Regions from separate parts of the Mus musculus genome. Here regions 2 and 3 are each linked to region 1. The links are chromatin loops, found by intact Hi-C in ENCODE. Cell type or tissue: heart. All regions are shown on one strand.

Region 1 (5,000 bases):
GCCAGATTACTTTCTGAAGGGGTTGTGCTGATTGACAGTCACACTAACAACCCAGGAAGAGCCTTGTGGAATATATTTTATGAATTAAAATAGAACTTGTTGTACTTAAACCTTGCTGTGTGTTTATAGAGTATAGATCAGTGCTAGTGAGAAGCAGATAGGAGGCACTTCCCACTTGACTCTGTACCCTGCTCCTTCCCTGTGACTGCCACCACCCCCACCCTTCCTACCCCCACCCGGCCACTATATTATGGGTTATAAGCTAAATATAAACTAAGATCTAAGCTTGAAGTCGGTCTTTTTTTCTTTTTTCTTTTTTTCCCTTTTCAAGGTAGAACTATGTGGCAATGACTCAGTCTGCCCCAGATTTAAAAAGAAAGAAAAGAATTGGTTCCTGGCCAATTGGAAATGGGTAGAACCATTTCGTCACATTCCTTGCCTTGTTTTGACTTAGAGAAATTATGTGCTTCATTGTCATTTGATAAGATACATTAAATAAATTAAAAAAAAGAGTAAATGCACAAGGAAACCCAGGGTAGATTTCCTTACAGCAATCTTATCGTTTGACTAGATAATGTCATTTTCCAAAGGACTAGTAGCAGTCCCGAAGTGATCTGGTTTCGTGGGAGTGGAGGAGGGACTATTGGAACAAAAATGCAATGGTCCAGGAAGGAAAGGGAGGGATACTAGTTTGCTATTGTGAAGGATGTCTTTCAAGGGAGGAAGAGATGAGGGAACTAAAGGGGGTTCCTGGGGGGTGGGGTGGGGAGGAGGGATGGGATTTATAGGGAGAGAGGGCACTGTAGGGGGTTGGTTCCTTTAAGGGAGGAAAAGATTGAGTATTTTGCTGTCAATTTCTGTTCAGTTGTTTTAGATTCATTTAAAATTCTTTAAAGCCTTAGTTTCTTTGTTTCTGATATTCCACTTCTAGTTAAACTATTGAGAGAAATCTGAAAGATTTTGCAATCTAGGAGGTCTGCAGGACCCAATAAGAGTTACAGACTTCTCTTTAACCTACTCACATCAGAGTCTGTTAGTTCAAGGACAGAACCCAGGACCACTGAGAGAAACACAGAAGTAGCTCTCAGAGCTTTTCTCATGGCAAATTTTTACCCTAAAGATGGCCCAAAGGACATGAGAGCCAGATTCCTTAAATGAAGTGCAGGGTCTGTCTAGACCTTGCCTCCAGGAACTCTGCCGTGACTGCTCTGGATGGAGTAGGCCTTGGGTGTCCCAGGTGATGCTAGCAAGCTGTTTTAAGTGGAGCCTGATCCATCCCTATGCATGCATGCATGCACATGTGCATGAGTGTGCATTCAGGGTTTTGTAGAGAATCTCGGATAGAAACTGATTAGAGGAGGAGAGACTATTACTTGAGTGTTGAAGTAGTGATGGCCATCATGAGTTTGGCTTTTCCTTCCCCACATATTGTGATTCCCTGGCTGCTCGCAGATGTTAGCTGCTTAAAGTCTGACTGGACATAAAGGGAAATTCTGTGTTTAGACAAAGTGGTACTGGACTGGTGGGAACTGATTCTGATCTTTTACTGTGAGGAAATTGTTGTAAAGGGGGCTAGCAAGAAAGCCCTGTAGAAGCCATTTAAAGTTCATGAGATGGCATGCTTAGCCACAGTCAGACTTACAAGCGCTTGCTAAAGAACCCTGAGACATGCTTGAGCGAGGACCGGCTTACAGTCTCAGACTACAGTTTGAGATATTTTGTTTGGCATTAAAAGCCAGGCAATTTGGAGAAATTGGATCATATCCGTATCATTACATACTGTTTACTTAAAATATTGGTATTAGTACTGTAGACTGTAATAACAAATCTTGTAATGTGTGTCCATCCATAAATTGTTACTCGTTTTCCCACTGGCTCACAACCCAGCACCAAGAAAACACTGCAGAATAAAACCTATGTGCTAATGGAGACAACCAGAGTCAGGGTGTGTGGGTTTGTGGCTCACTTCCCAGTTCTGTACACTAGGTGGTGCTAGTGTCGCGCTGTGAATACCCACAAAGGCCTGAACACATGTGTTGGTGTATTTTTACCACTTGGGGTCACTTAAGGATTACCTGACTTGCCTCTTTTCCATCTAAGCAAATTCACAGATTCCAAGGAATTATTTCCCCATTACATTTGTCAGAGTCTGTGGCTTTTTTTTTTACCTAGATCTTGAAGGCCAAGAAGTGTGAATTGGAATTTTTTTTTTCCTTAGCGAATTGGCCCCACATGGCTAGTGCCTGGGTGGTTCCTCCTGTCACAGTATGGTGGACTACCCCCCACCCCACGCCTTCTCTTGGGCCCACCATTGGAGACTTCTCCGTATAAAGATTTTCCATACATGTCAGGATCGTGCTTACGCTAATTGCTGTGCTCATTAACATCTCCAGAACTTGGAGTGCTTTTTCTCAGTCATTTCCTTTGATTTTGCCTGTCTCTGAAAGGCCAGCTCTGAACGAAGTGAGGTGGGTATCACATTAACTAATTGCTGACACCCACCGGCTTTCTTGCCTCCTATGCAGCTGATCCCAGGAATTACACCATTGCCCCTGGAGAGCATGCTAGAAATTTGTGGAATGGCCCTGGTGGACTTGCCTGCCTGTGGGTGGGTATGGGTGAGGACAAGGGCAGGATGTGTGGGCTTGCACAGCTTGGACAATGAGCCTAGTCACTTCATATGGCAGCTCATGGGGACTTATGTGAACACTCAAAACGTGGATGGTCTTTCAGAATCTCCCTTCTCAGCAAGTAACTTCTATTTTTCTTCCTTTCTTCCTTCCTATCTTTTTTTTTAAACTTTCTTTGATGTGTTTGCATATTTTATGTGCCTGGTACCTGTAGAGCTCTTAAGATGATATTGTATCTCCTGGAACTGGCGTTATACATGACTTGAGCCAACATAGGTGCTGGAACCAAACCCAGGTCCTTTGCAAGATCAACAAATGCTCTTAAGTGGGAGCCATCTCTCCAGCTATATACCTTCTGCTATCACTGAATAGCTTCTCTCCAGCTATATACCTTCTGCTATCAGTGAATGGCTTCTCTCCAGCTATATACCTTCTACTATGACTGAATAGCTTCTTAGGTGATGGAAGCAGAACTGAGTCACCAACTCAAGAACATCCTCTGCTGGGGCCATTTAAATCTGTGACAGAATTCATTTGGTTTCTACCACTGAGTGCACAGTTAAAATTACACTCAGTGTTATATAGTTTATCATCTGTGTCAAACCCACCCAAGAAAGTGAGATAGGCCTCTATTAATTAAATCCAAACTAAGACGCTTAAATCTTTTATTTCCCAACCTTCCTCCTTAAATCCTCTCCATTCATACCACCAACCCCTATGTAAAAAACAGTAAGTATCATTTATTGGTCTATACTGTGAACTTGGCATCATTCTAAGTACCCATTCTGGTTCAGTCCTAACAACCCAGAAGCTAGGTTACCTTCATATTTCCCAAGCATCACCAAGAGGGTAGTTACTAGTTTAAAGATGACATGGCTGGAAAGTAATGGTGCTAGGACTGCCTTTATTCTTATGCTGTTGCCTGCTGGGAGATCTTCCCTCCTTGACTGTCAGGATCTTACCCAGTGTCAGGGCCCTGAGTCATCCTACCCAGCCCCTTGAATGAAAAGTCTGCTCTGGAATGCCACCCAGAAGCCAGATATTTTGGATTCTGACTCATGTAAGAGCCAGCGCTATCCTTTTTCAGGTAAGGAGCCTGAGGCGCAAGGGTCTTGGATGTTGAGTTTGTCAAGCCCTGGAAGGTGGGCTTTCCTGCTGTGCCCCTCCAGGAAAACCTCAGCTCATCTCTTTGTCTCCCCTACACATTATAAATTAGCTAGCGGGTCGTGGTTGTGCACGCCTTTAATCCCAGCACACGGGAGGCAGAGGCAGGCAGATTTCTGAGTTCGAGGCTAGCCTGGTCTACAAAGTGAGTTCCAGGACAGTCAGGGCTACACAGAGAAACCCTGTCTTGAAAAACTAACTAACTAACTAACTAACTAACTAACTAACTAACTAACTAACTAAGCAAATTAGCTCTAAACTCTCTAAAACTGTCACATACCTATTCCAGGTGGGTCAAGGTGCTGCTAGAGCAGTGGTTCTCAACTTGTGGGCCACCAACAGTTGTATATCAGATATTTATTTTACCATTTATAACAGTAGTACCATTACAGTTCTGAAGTAGCAATGAAATGATTTTATAGTTGGGGGTCCCCACAACATGCAGAACTGGATTAAAAGGTTGCAGCATTAGGAAAGCTAGGAACCAATGGTCTAGTGAGAGGCTTTTGGGCTACAATGCCTCTTCTCCCTCTACAGTGTGCAGGCATTCTTACATTGTGACCTTTTCCAACTGACGAGACTATCATGCTTAGATGATGGAGGCCTTCAACAGAAAAACACCGAGACTTTTCACTCCGAGCAGGAAACAATATCCCATAGTGTAATAACCCCAACAGAATGGAAGAATAGACCACTTTCAGTAAAACAAACAAACAAACAAACAAACAAACAAAAAACAAAAAAACAAAATCACAGCTTTTTCAGCCTTCTCAAGAAAACCTTTGACCAAAATCTGAGCATGATTTTGAGCATATGGGCCCCAAGTTCCAATTTGCTGTGGCTGAGATTTCACTGGTACGATGGACCAACACTCCCAGAGAAATATGTGAATTCATCGTGGCTATTTTTGCAGCACTGAAGCTGGCACACTTCCAAGCTGAGAACTTTCTGCTTTAGCAGCTCTCGGTTATTTGAGGCTGGATGACTCACTTAGTGTAACATCCTCTTGTTTTCCTCCTCCTCCTCCTCCCCGGGCCCCCTCCCACCTAAGAGGGCTGGCAGGGGCAGGAAGGGTTATGAAACTCAAGCTGCTGTTGAGGACTGCATGTCTTGTCAGTTTTTGGTAGTGCTTTGTTGGGAACCACTCTTCCTGCTCCTTCACGATCTCCTCCCTACTAGGCAGGTCACCTCTGTCTTTATGTGTGC
Region 2 (5,000 bases), 890 kb after region 1:
CTAAGCAGCAACCGTGCAGGGAAAGGTAGTACCATAGGAAAGGGTCTCTGAGACCCGAAACATTGCAGAAGCATCAAAACATTTTCAAAAGCCATTCATTGCAAATACTACAGTCCCAGAAACATTAGCGCTCCATTGAGTTTGAAGAATGTAGAATCCCCAAAGTACTGAAATCTCATTTGAGAATTTAGAATCGAAAAAGGGTCTTTGCCCCTGAAAGGAATAATCACATTGATTTGAAACCCTCTTTCCCACAAACAAAACTAATGTTTTAAGGTTAAAAACCCTGGCATGAGCCCTAAGCAAGCTGTGCAGACCGGGCAGGGCAAGCCCAGGAGAGGGAAGGGGGTTGGGAGCTGAGCTGGCAGCTGTGTGTATGGGACCTGGGGCTACTTCCTGAGTGAGACCCCAGGATGCAAGCAGGGTCAGGAATCAGCAGGGCTCAACAATGGCTATTTCAGCACAAATATTTCAAGATACTGTGGTGTCCTAAAAGCCCATAAACTTGGTCCAAAGCTTCCTTCTAAATTTCCAACCCAGAAGAGCTCATAGAAATATGAACCTGGCACACGATTCTGCCTCCTTCTTGCTTCTTTTTCTCTGTGCTTTCTTTGCCACTGGCACCCTATCCCCTCAGCCTGTGAGGGGCCTAACTTAGCAGCCAAAACACCCTCAAAGACCCCTACTCCCACCCCCAGCCCCAGCCCCAGGCAGAATTAGCAATCTTTCTTGCTTTGCATTTTAAAGAGGCTGTTTCCTATGCATTTGCAGCGAGTTCTTCATTTCAGTAACACCCTGTCTGCACCCGTGCATCATGCATGGGTCCAGACAGACAAGCGCTTTACTGGCATGCTCTGAAATGGATCAGATATACTAGCTATGTAGCCTCTGAAAATAAAGGCAATGGCATTCATTACAAACAAACCCAACAGTCACTGTTAAGAAAGAGTGGGAAAAGCCAGGCCTTTTATCGCAGCACTGGGGAAACAGAGGCAGGAGGATCTCTGAGTTGGACGTTAGTCTGGTTTACAGAGTGAGTTTCAGGACAGCCAGGTTACGCACGCGCACATGCACACACACACACACACACACACACACACACACACACACACACACACACACACACGCACGCACGCACGCACACACGCACACACGCACGCACGCACGCACGCACGCACGCACACGCACATTACCGCCGCCACCACCAAAAACCAAGCTCTGTGAGGGTAGCGGAGTCAGGGGAGGTCAGATCAAACAAGCAAGCAAACAAACAAACATCCTAAAACAAAGGGTAATCACTTTCTGGAAATACTTCGAGTTTTGGAGCCTACGGGGAGGAGGGAGGGGGGTGCCATTCTACTCTAGATTCTTGGGTTTTCCTTGTCCATAAAAAACAAAGTGTTCCCTTTCAGTTTTGACACACATAAGAGAATGTTGGTCAAGGGTCCAAGGTTGTCTTTGGACCCCTGTTCATCCCCAAAGCAAACTCTAGTTGTGTGTGCCCCCTGCTTTGCATCTGTAGGACTGCAGCCACAGGGGGAGCAAGTCCTTTTCCTTTCAGTTAAAATCTGCAGGAGCTGCTTTCGCGGTGGGAAGAAAGCCGACGCAGACCACCGCCAGGGGAAGGCGGGCGCTGAACGGCTGCGTTGGGCTCATTCACAGAGCTATTAATCATACAAGAGCCCATTTATGACAAACACAGGTCACTCCCTTTGCATGACAAGGCGGAGGGGTCCACAGAGGCCCATTATCCTCCCCCAAAACAGAGCATTGTGGGCGAAGTGGGAGAAGCCATGTGCTCACACACAAACGGACATTGTAAGGCTGTTTGCACAACCCCGTCCTGCTCCTTGCGAATTTCCTGCCAAGGAGACATTTAGATCTCACAGAGTCCGCACAGCAGACATTGCTCATTCAATATGGCTTCGGGCAGTAAGCCCCAGAAGCCCGGTGCACGGCTCCCTCTGCTGGCCATATCTGGAACTGCAGGCCAGGGATGCTGAGACTTGAACCTGAAGGATGCTCAGGACCTCAATTTCTTTTTTGCCCTTTGCTGTAAAAGCTGGGTGGGTGTGAACTTTGGGAAATAGGAACCCTGCAACTACAACCGGTACTAGCTTCAGCACTTTTGATAGGTCATATAATCCTTCAAATATTGTTTTATAATCTGAATTCATGCCACTCATTTAGCTGCTCTGAGATCAAATACTAAATATCGAGTACCTGCCTGACACGTGGTGAGGGTGATACAAAGGGTCTTCTCTGCTTGCTTTCAATAGGATAGAAATGGCCACATCACTGATATGGAGTCAGAAGAGGCAAATACAATGCCTACTGGTAATGCCATCATGTTTTGATCAGAACAGAGACCTTAACTCCTGGTGTCTAGATTCTCTAACACTATTGCCATCTCTATTTTAGACATGGCATCATTGTGTGTTATGTGTTGGTGTGGACAGCTCTGTACATGTCCCTGGACACACTGCTTCACCAGCCGTTGGTGATGCCCCACCTTGGAGTAGTATTCGGATCCAGGAAGGCCCTGCAGGAAACAGCAGAGCAGCCTTTTTCTAGTTCGACAGTCTTAATCAATGCATTTCATTAACATTCACTTAACCTTTCCTGGTCTGCACTTCACTCTGAGTAACTGATGACTTCACTGCTGCCAAGCATTGAGTGGCCGTTGCCACAACTGGCATCTCCCTTAAGTCTGGCATCTCCCTTAAGACTGGCGTCTCCCTTAAGTCTGGCATCTCCGTCTGAATTCTGACCTGACTAATGGGGATGATTTCTCTTTACAGGGGGTATCTATGAGGACTCTAAATGAGATCTCTGATGACACCCCAGCTTGTAACTCACTGTGTCCTCGTCCCCTAAAGTCCACACACTGAGGCGATGCTTAGATTCTCCCAGGGAACCTAAACTTAACCCGTCCATAAAGAAAGGCTCCATTTCTTACCTTGGAACCAGCCCTTGAAGTCTTCCCTAGCTCAGTAGATGGCAACTGGGTGAGCTTCCAGATGCTCTGTAGAAGGCGCTGATGCTGACCTGACTTTGATGCATCTCATACCCCACACCCAAGCCAACAGATCCCACAGATCCTATACTCCGCACTCAAGCCAACAGATCCCAGAACTCTGCTTTTGAGACAGGTCATGTGTTCAATTCTTTCTCTCAATTACCAGTGTCTCACGCTGTCCTAGTCAGGGTTTCTACTCTGTGACAAAACACTATGACCAAAAAGCAAGCTGTGGAGAAAAAGAGTTTATTCGGCTTACACTTTGCCTCACGCTTCATCATCAATGGAAGGAAACCAGGACAGGAACTCAGGCAGGGCAGGAACCTTGAAGCAAGGGCTGATGCTGAGGCCATGGAAGGGAGCTGCTGATTCGCTTGCTCCACATGGCTTTCTCAGCCGGCTTTCTTACTGACCCCAGACCACCAGCCCAGGGATGACACTGCCCATGATGGACTGGACCCTCCCTTCTGGTTCACTAATTGAGAAAATTCCCTACATCTGGATCTTATGGAGGCACTCCTTCAACTGAGGTGCCTTCCTCTCTGATGACTCCAGCTTGTGACAAGTAGATACACAAAATCAGCCAGTGCACAGACCAAGCTGGAATCCACCATTCCTCGCCAGAGCATCCTGTGTTTCTTCCTGCACAGGTCTCCAAGCCCAAACACTCAGCTTCCTGTCCATCTAGCTACTATAGCCTTGTGCTTAAAATTAGCCTCAGTCACCCCTCAGCTTAAATCTCTCCAGGGACCTCCACGTCACTAAAAGTACTGTGCCTGCCAGAGTCAGCGAGAGCCTATGGCGTTTGCTCGCCAGCCAAGGTTTCACTGCTCTGCTCTCGCTACCTTGGCCTTGTCACTGTGTTCGTTCAAGGTTATCCCCCACCACTAGCTCCTTCTCATCCTCGTTAGTCCTTTTGTTTCAAATGCTTTTCTCCAGGTCTCTGTTCAGTTTGTTTTTCTGCAGCACCCAGTCTAACTATCATGTTCACTACAGTACTTTGCCACACACCACCCCCAGGACTCTTTATTTTTATATCTATCTCTTCTAACATATATATACCCACAATAGAGTATCTATCTGTCTGTCTGTATTCATATGTATATCTGTCTCTCTCTGTATGTATGTACACACACACACACACACACACACACACACACACACCTCTGTCTTTGCCTGCTCCCCCCCTCTCTGTGTGTCATATAAAAGCACGTTTCTGGTACCATATCTGGAGACACTCAAGTGTGGTCCAAACATCAGGCCTCCATCTTTACTCCATCTGTGCCCTACATTTCCACTGACAAGACCAGGATGGTACTGGGAAGTTTTGGCAGTCAGAACACATGGCTCATGTGTATTGAGTTATAGCCAAGAAAACATGAAACTGAATACATATTCTTACATAGGGATCTGGTTAACAATCCCAGTCCCATACACTGTGCGCATTCTCTGATCGACACTGTGCTGAATAATTCATGGATATTGTCAGATTGCACCCACAGGGCTAACCATGACTTACAAGTAAGAAGATGGATGTAAGTTGAGTAGCTTGTATAGTTATAGCCAGCAACTGGCAGCACCAGGATTTGAGCACAGGGTATCCCAGAAAACTCACACTTTAAGCCACTGTGTTAACCCACTCATCTGATACTCTAGAACCATTACTCAATGTTTGGAGGAACAGAAAACAGCTTAACACATGGCTTGTGGCTTCTGGCAAGGGAAGGAGAGTGACATTGCAGAAGCCACACCCAGGAAGCCATAAAACAACTTGTGCATTCAACTGTATGATACTGAGTATGATCTCTTTTTAAAAGTTATGTAAGTGGCATTGACCAAACTTCCTGCATGCCAGACTAGGATGTAGGCTTCAGAAAAGTAACAGCAGGCTCAATTGGAGAGAGAAGTTGTCCCAGGCGAAGAAAAGGAAGGGCGTGTTGTGTACATGAGGGCAATACATCACCATAAGATCTGTTCTTGT
Region 3 (5,000 bases), 590 kb after region 1:
ATGGCCTCTCGTGCAGAACACTGTGAAGGTGAGGAGCCAGCTTCAAGGGAATGAGCAACAGGGAAAGGAATGAAGACCGCCCTTGTGTAGTACATGTACTGCTCAGCCTGCTTTCTTTCTGGTTCACACAACCACCAGGCCTCAGTCTGAGCTATCTCACAACACTAGTGCACAGTGGGCACACTGTAAATGATAAGTCGGGGCTTGTGAGAAATGCCAATAGTACAAATGTTTGTTCAGCCTTTCCTCAAAGCTAGTTCCTCTAAGAGTTTTTGGCCATAAAGTAGAGTACCTCAAAGCTGGAGGAAACTGGTGTCCTGGGGGGATGGAGATGACTGTAGTACCCATACAAATGGTAGGTAGCAAGAGGGTCTGGACCCAGTCACATACCCTCCAACACTTGCAAACCCCCAGCTAGCTGGCTGTGGGTAAAGTCCTGTCCTCAGGGAGCTTATGTCTCTGCACTCAAGGAGCCAGGATGGTACTTCCTGAGAGCAATTATTAATCAGCAGTAACAGTGGGGAACCTAATGAAGGATCATAGCACTGGGGCTCAGCAGCCTACAGGGCGCTGAGTGTGGTTAGGGAAAAGCCAGTTTCCTCTCACCCTTAAGGTGATCTCTTGCTAGCCCCAAAAGATAGCCTAGAAAGTCCTGCCTACATAAAGCATGCCCTAGGACATATCATGAACACTTGTAGGTGGACAAGGAGTTAGCCAGACTAATGGAGCAGACAGAGGGACATGGAGATGGGAGCTGTTGCCCCAGGGTCTCTGTTACTTTCCTCTCATACCCTCTCACCTGAGGCTCAGCATCCTTTCAAAAACAAAAAACAAAAACAAACAAACAAACGAAAAAAAAGAGAACGAGGAAGAAAAGGCAGGCAGGGATGAGTGAGACTGTTCTCAACAATTGTTCTACCAATGGGCTGCCGAGCTGTGTGGTCCCAGGGAGACCCTTTCAAGGCTTGGTCTTTTGTGTGTGGAGAGGATGGTGATAAAGCTTTCCTGCTCCTGTGGACCCTGAATGAAAGTCAGTGGTTGAAAAGAGCACGTGAACTGGCTGAGTGGGGAGGCAGCCACTGAAGGCTCCCTGTGGCATACCAGCCTCTGGGAAAGCCGGGCTGTCTGACCTGGTGTTTTGGCAGTCACGTCACTTGCTTCAGGTCTCAGTGTATGTATGTGTGTGCACTTGAGTGTGCAGGTGTCTGCGGGTGTTTGCTGCTGTAGCGAAGGGCTTGGTGGAGGGAGTGACAATCTTGTCATTCTGTTTTTCTAACTCTGTAGGATAAAGCCTGTCCTCTAAGTTTAGTCCTTTGCCTGGCACCTGTCACGCATGGGCATGTGTGCACATGTTTGTGTACTGTGTGTTTGTGTGTGTGTGTACTATGTGTGTGTGTATTGTGTGTTTATGTGTGTGTATGTGACTGTGTATGTATGTGTGTGTGTGCATAGAAGTCAGAGAACACTTGGCTGTGGTTTCTCAGGTACTAACTATCCACCTTGTTTTTAAGACATGGCCTCTCAGTACCCAACACTGGCCATCCAGGCCGGGCTGACTGGTGAGCCCCGGAGATCCATTTCCCCCGGGTTCGGATCAGGTATGCCTCCCAAGTCAGTCGTCCTTTTTACTTGGGTACTGAGTAAACTCCGGTCCTTGCTGCAAACCCTTTACTGAATGAAGCATCTCCAAGAGCCCAACCTGTAGCCTTTCACTCTGCCTTCCCATGGCCTTGTCACTGAAGCTTCTTGTCCTGAGAGCAGGGACTTGTATCCACTGTGCTCTGCTCACTCCCAGTCCACATGTGTGAGACTCCCTGGGAAAATGCGCCTCACAGTGAAGCCAGGGAGGAAAAAAGAGTTGGTCCTGTCTGATGTCTCACTGCCTTCCTACACTGTACTGGACATGCCAGTCTAGATAGTCTCAGATAGGATTCTAGGAGGGAGATATTTCCCTCCCATTCTGATGCAGTCATCAAGGCTCAGAGATGAGCTGTGAATAGCCAGTAGCACAGTGGTCACCAGGAGGGGAACCCAGGGCTTTTATTTTATTTTTCTGTCATGAATTCTGAGGCATGACTATCATGCTTCCAAGACCACTGACAACGGTCCCTTCTTCAGGCAGGTTCCCCACGTGGGAAGCTTGTTCCTTCTCTTTGGATCCTCAGTGTTTGAGGCCGACCTTCTCTGTGACAAGGCCACTCTCATTCTCACTCTCTTATTTCAATTTTACCCAGAGCTGGTGTAGGACATGAGGAGTTGAAAGAATGAGTTCTACACCGTGGTCTGTGCAAATGTAGAAAGCATTCTTCTTTCTCGGGGCTTGTGTTTCCCAGTTAGTGATATAGGCTTAGTCTAGAATGCTACTGTAGGGCCTCTCCAGCTCTGCATTGCATTCTTAAACATTCTTTTCTGAAATCCTAGCCTGTCTTGCAGCAGCTTCATCCCTCTGGCTAGCCTGTCTTAAAGCACAGCGCCACCTTCTGGAGATGAGCTTACTATGGAGTCACAACTTGTCCCCTCACCAGCACTCCCAACCCTCCTCATACACACACACACACACACACACACACACACACACACACACACACACACCCTTTGGCCTAGCGTCTGGCTCTGGATCCTCCCTTCCCTGAATGCCAGGCTGGAAACCTAATCAGTAGTCCCTGTCTGTCGGCTGTGGGCACCGCTCTTCAAACTTGCTAGGCAGCTCCAGTGGGGAGCCATGGCTTTCTTTCATCCAGAGGTTCTGATGCCTTTCCAAAAGCTAAGAGCTGGGGCCACTGTAAGCACACTTGAGTCCCGAGGCAGCTAAAATATGTAAGGGATGTGTTCCTTTGGAAAGCAGAGGCAGAAACAGCTAGGGTCCCCTGCCCCCACATACTTCCCTTTTTGTTTTTGTTTGAGGGATAGAAATCATCATCAGAAAAGTAACCAAGGAGGTCCCCAGATATTCTCAGATTCAGTGACATATTTTTTATTTTATGTTCTCAGTTGGAAAAAAAAAAACAGTCAAGAAAAAAGACATAGAAGGGGTGTGTTTGGAGTTGTCTCTGGGCACCTGGCCTTTGTTCATTTGGTGTCTGTCTTAAGCACATACAAGGGGCTACTCTTATGCTGTCATACCTAGATGGACTGAGGACTCAGTTGCCACAGGCTTTTGTCCCAGGGGCTGTCTGCTAATTACCTGTGGGATGAAGTTCAGACTTGTCTTTTTGTTGGAGAAACTCAATTGCCTCCAACGAGATAGGCTATGTGTGGCTTTAAGAACCCGGAAGTACACCCAGCATCTATCTGTCTGGGGACATTAGCTGAATAAAGTCTAGACATGACAGGTAAGAAGGAGCTCTGGTCTCAGAATTACCATGCACGCCCTGCTTTCTGTGCTTGTAAGCATCTTCCCTCTGCTGTCTGGAGCACCTTGCTCTACAAGGGGAGAGTAGATACAGATTTCTAAACTCTCCAGTTCATGGTTCTAGGAGTTAGTTGCCTGCTGAGTTTTCATCCCGACTCTGCCTCTTAGCATTAGACGTTAGGTTAGAACAGGGGCAGGGAGGTGCACGGGTCTATTGCTCTGCCTGAGCTTCTGGGTTCTACCTGCTTGCAGGGTTCTTCAGGGGCAGGGGCAGGAAGACCTATTTGGGTTGTGCATGGTTCCATGCTTAGAGTCACCAATGACCGTCACTGAGGTTCCCGTCCTAGCTAAACTACAGGAGTTGAGAACAGTTTTGGAGGAAAATGTAAATAGTTCCAAACGATGCACTTGCTTGCTTCCGTTCAGTCTGGTGGTCCTGCGCAGAAACACCCGTGTGCCTAGGTGCTAAATGAAAAGGCCCACAGGGAGGAAGTCCAGAAGGGTGCTACTCTGCTGCCGGCACCCAGCCCTGTGGCAGTTGGCGGGAGCTGTTGGTAAATCGCTTGGAATCCTGTGGGTACCTTGCCATGTTCATTGAAGATATTAACACCTTTTGTCTAGAGCCAGAAGCCGGCAGTTCAGGCACCTGGTGCTAGACTTAGCTTGTCCAGTGGAGAAATTAACATCATAAAACTCAGTTAACAGAGATGCCGTGGGTTTAATTAGTTCCTTAACAATTAAAGAAGAATTATGAGAGCTCGGGTTTGAGCTCTTCAGCTTCGAGAGCAATTCGGATGGAGTGGATGGCGCTGGTTGATGTCTCCCCTGAAATTCTTGCTTGACAACGTGATTTGGGGAATTATTTATGTTGCCCTGCTTCCAGGCGAATACATACACTTTCCTATAACCCCAAAGGAAGTACTTCCTGGTTACCTCCCTAGCAACTCTTTCAGAGAGAGCCTGAGGCTGGAGGGAAATGGGCGAGTTCTATCTTTAGAGTTCTGTTCACTCTGCATTCCTGCCTCCCTCTATCCTCAGCAACCCCACACTGATTCTGCCCCTTTCTAAGCTCTGTGGGCATTGTTGGAGCTATGTGGCATTATTGGTTTTCCAGCTACCTCTTTATTGTATTCATTATGCACTTCTTTATAAGACATCATAAGTGGGGATATGGCTGTTGTGCCGTTTATCTGTGGCAGGGGGATTTAGTCAGGGTATAACTGAGAGTGGGGATAGCCACCATGACCAGTGCTCATTCTGGAAGCCTATCATCTTCAGCCCATTAGCCTTCTGCTTTCTTCAGGATGGGAACAATTATAAAGTGTTCTCTGAACATGAGTCTCTTGAGCCACTAGATATGGAACCAGTCATTCTTTATAATCTTGCTACTATCATGGAAGGTGTATGGGCTTATCAGGAGTGCTCTAACCCACATTTTCTGTGTCAGGTTATGTGCTCATGCAAGCTCTCCTGGCATTTTTAAGAGCATGAGGAGGTATAAGAAGCACTGGCTATCTCCCAGGTGTGCTTGTTCATTCTAGGGAAGGCTGGGCAGCCCAGGTTTTCTCTTCCTTGGCCCAGAAGATACTCTTTTCTCCCATCCATCCCCTTTTCCCATCCCTCTCTGGCAGCAGCATTGTCTCTGAAC

The links. Hi-C counts contacts between places; a loop is a spot of excess contacts. Peaks named below come from ENCODE experiments on the same cell type or tissue, not always from the same donor. Only the 100,000 strongest peaks of a DNase experiment are listed, where the experiment ranks them.
Region 2: it touches region 1 in a loop (14-fold over the local background); 21 of 42 quality-filtered maps call a loop at or near these places.
Region 3: it touches region 1 in a loop (7-fold over the local background); 32 of 42 quality-filtered maps call a loop at or near these places.

Annotation. Positions count from the first base shown.
Region 1 is chr12:13,212,083-13,217,082 of GRCm38, reverse strand. No RefSeq gene overlaps it. Among named protein-coding and RNA genes, the nearest start is that of Gm24208, 33 kb to the right of the region's middle. In heart, no CTCF peak of the experiment used is centred here; DNase peaks (open chromatin) are centred at 1,972 and 4,792; H3K27ac peaks cover 1,029 bases.
Region 2 is chr12:12,320,677-12,325,676 of GRCm38, reverse strand. All of the region lies in intron 2 of Cyria (CYFIP related Rac1 interactor A), which reads right to left. Among named protein-coding and RNA genes, the nearest start is that of Gm34407, 34 kb to the right of the region's middle. In heart, no CTCF peak of the experiment used is centred here; DNase peaks (open chromatin) are centred at 1,966 and 4,806; H3K4me3 peaks cover 411 bases; H3K27ac peaks cover 498 bases.
Region 3 is chr12:12,620,610-12,625,609 of GRCm38, reverse strand. No RefSeq gene overlaps it. Among named protein-coding and RNA genes, the nearest start is that of Gm34637, 47 kb to the left of the region's middle. In heart, a CTCF peak has its summit at 2,460 (motif pointing left); a DNase peak (open chromatin) is centred at 2,469; H3K27ac peaks cover 2,652 bases.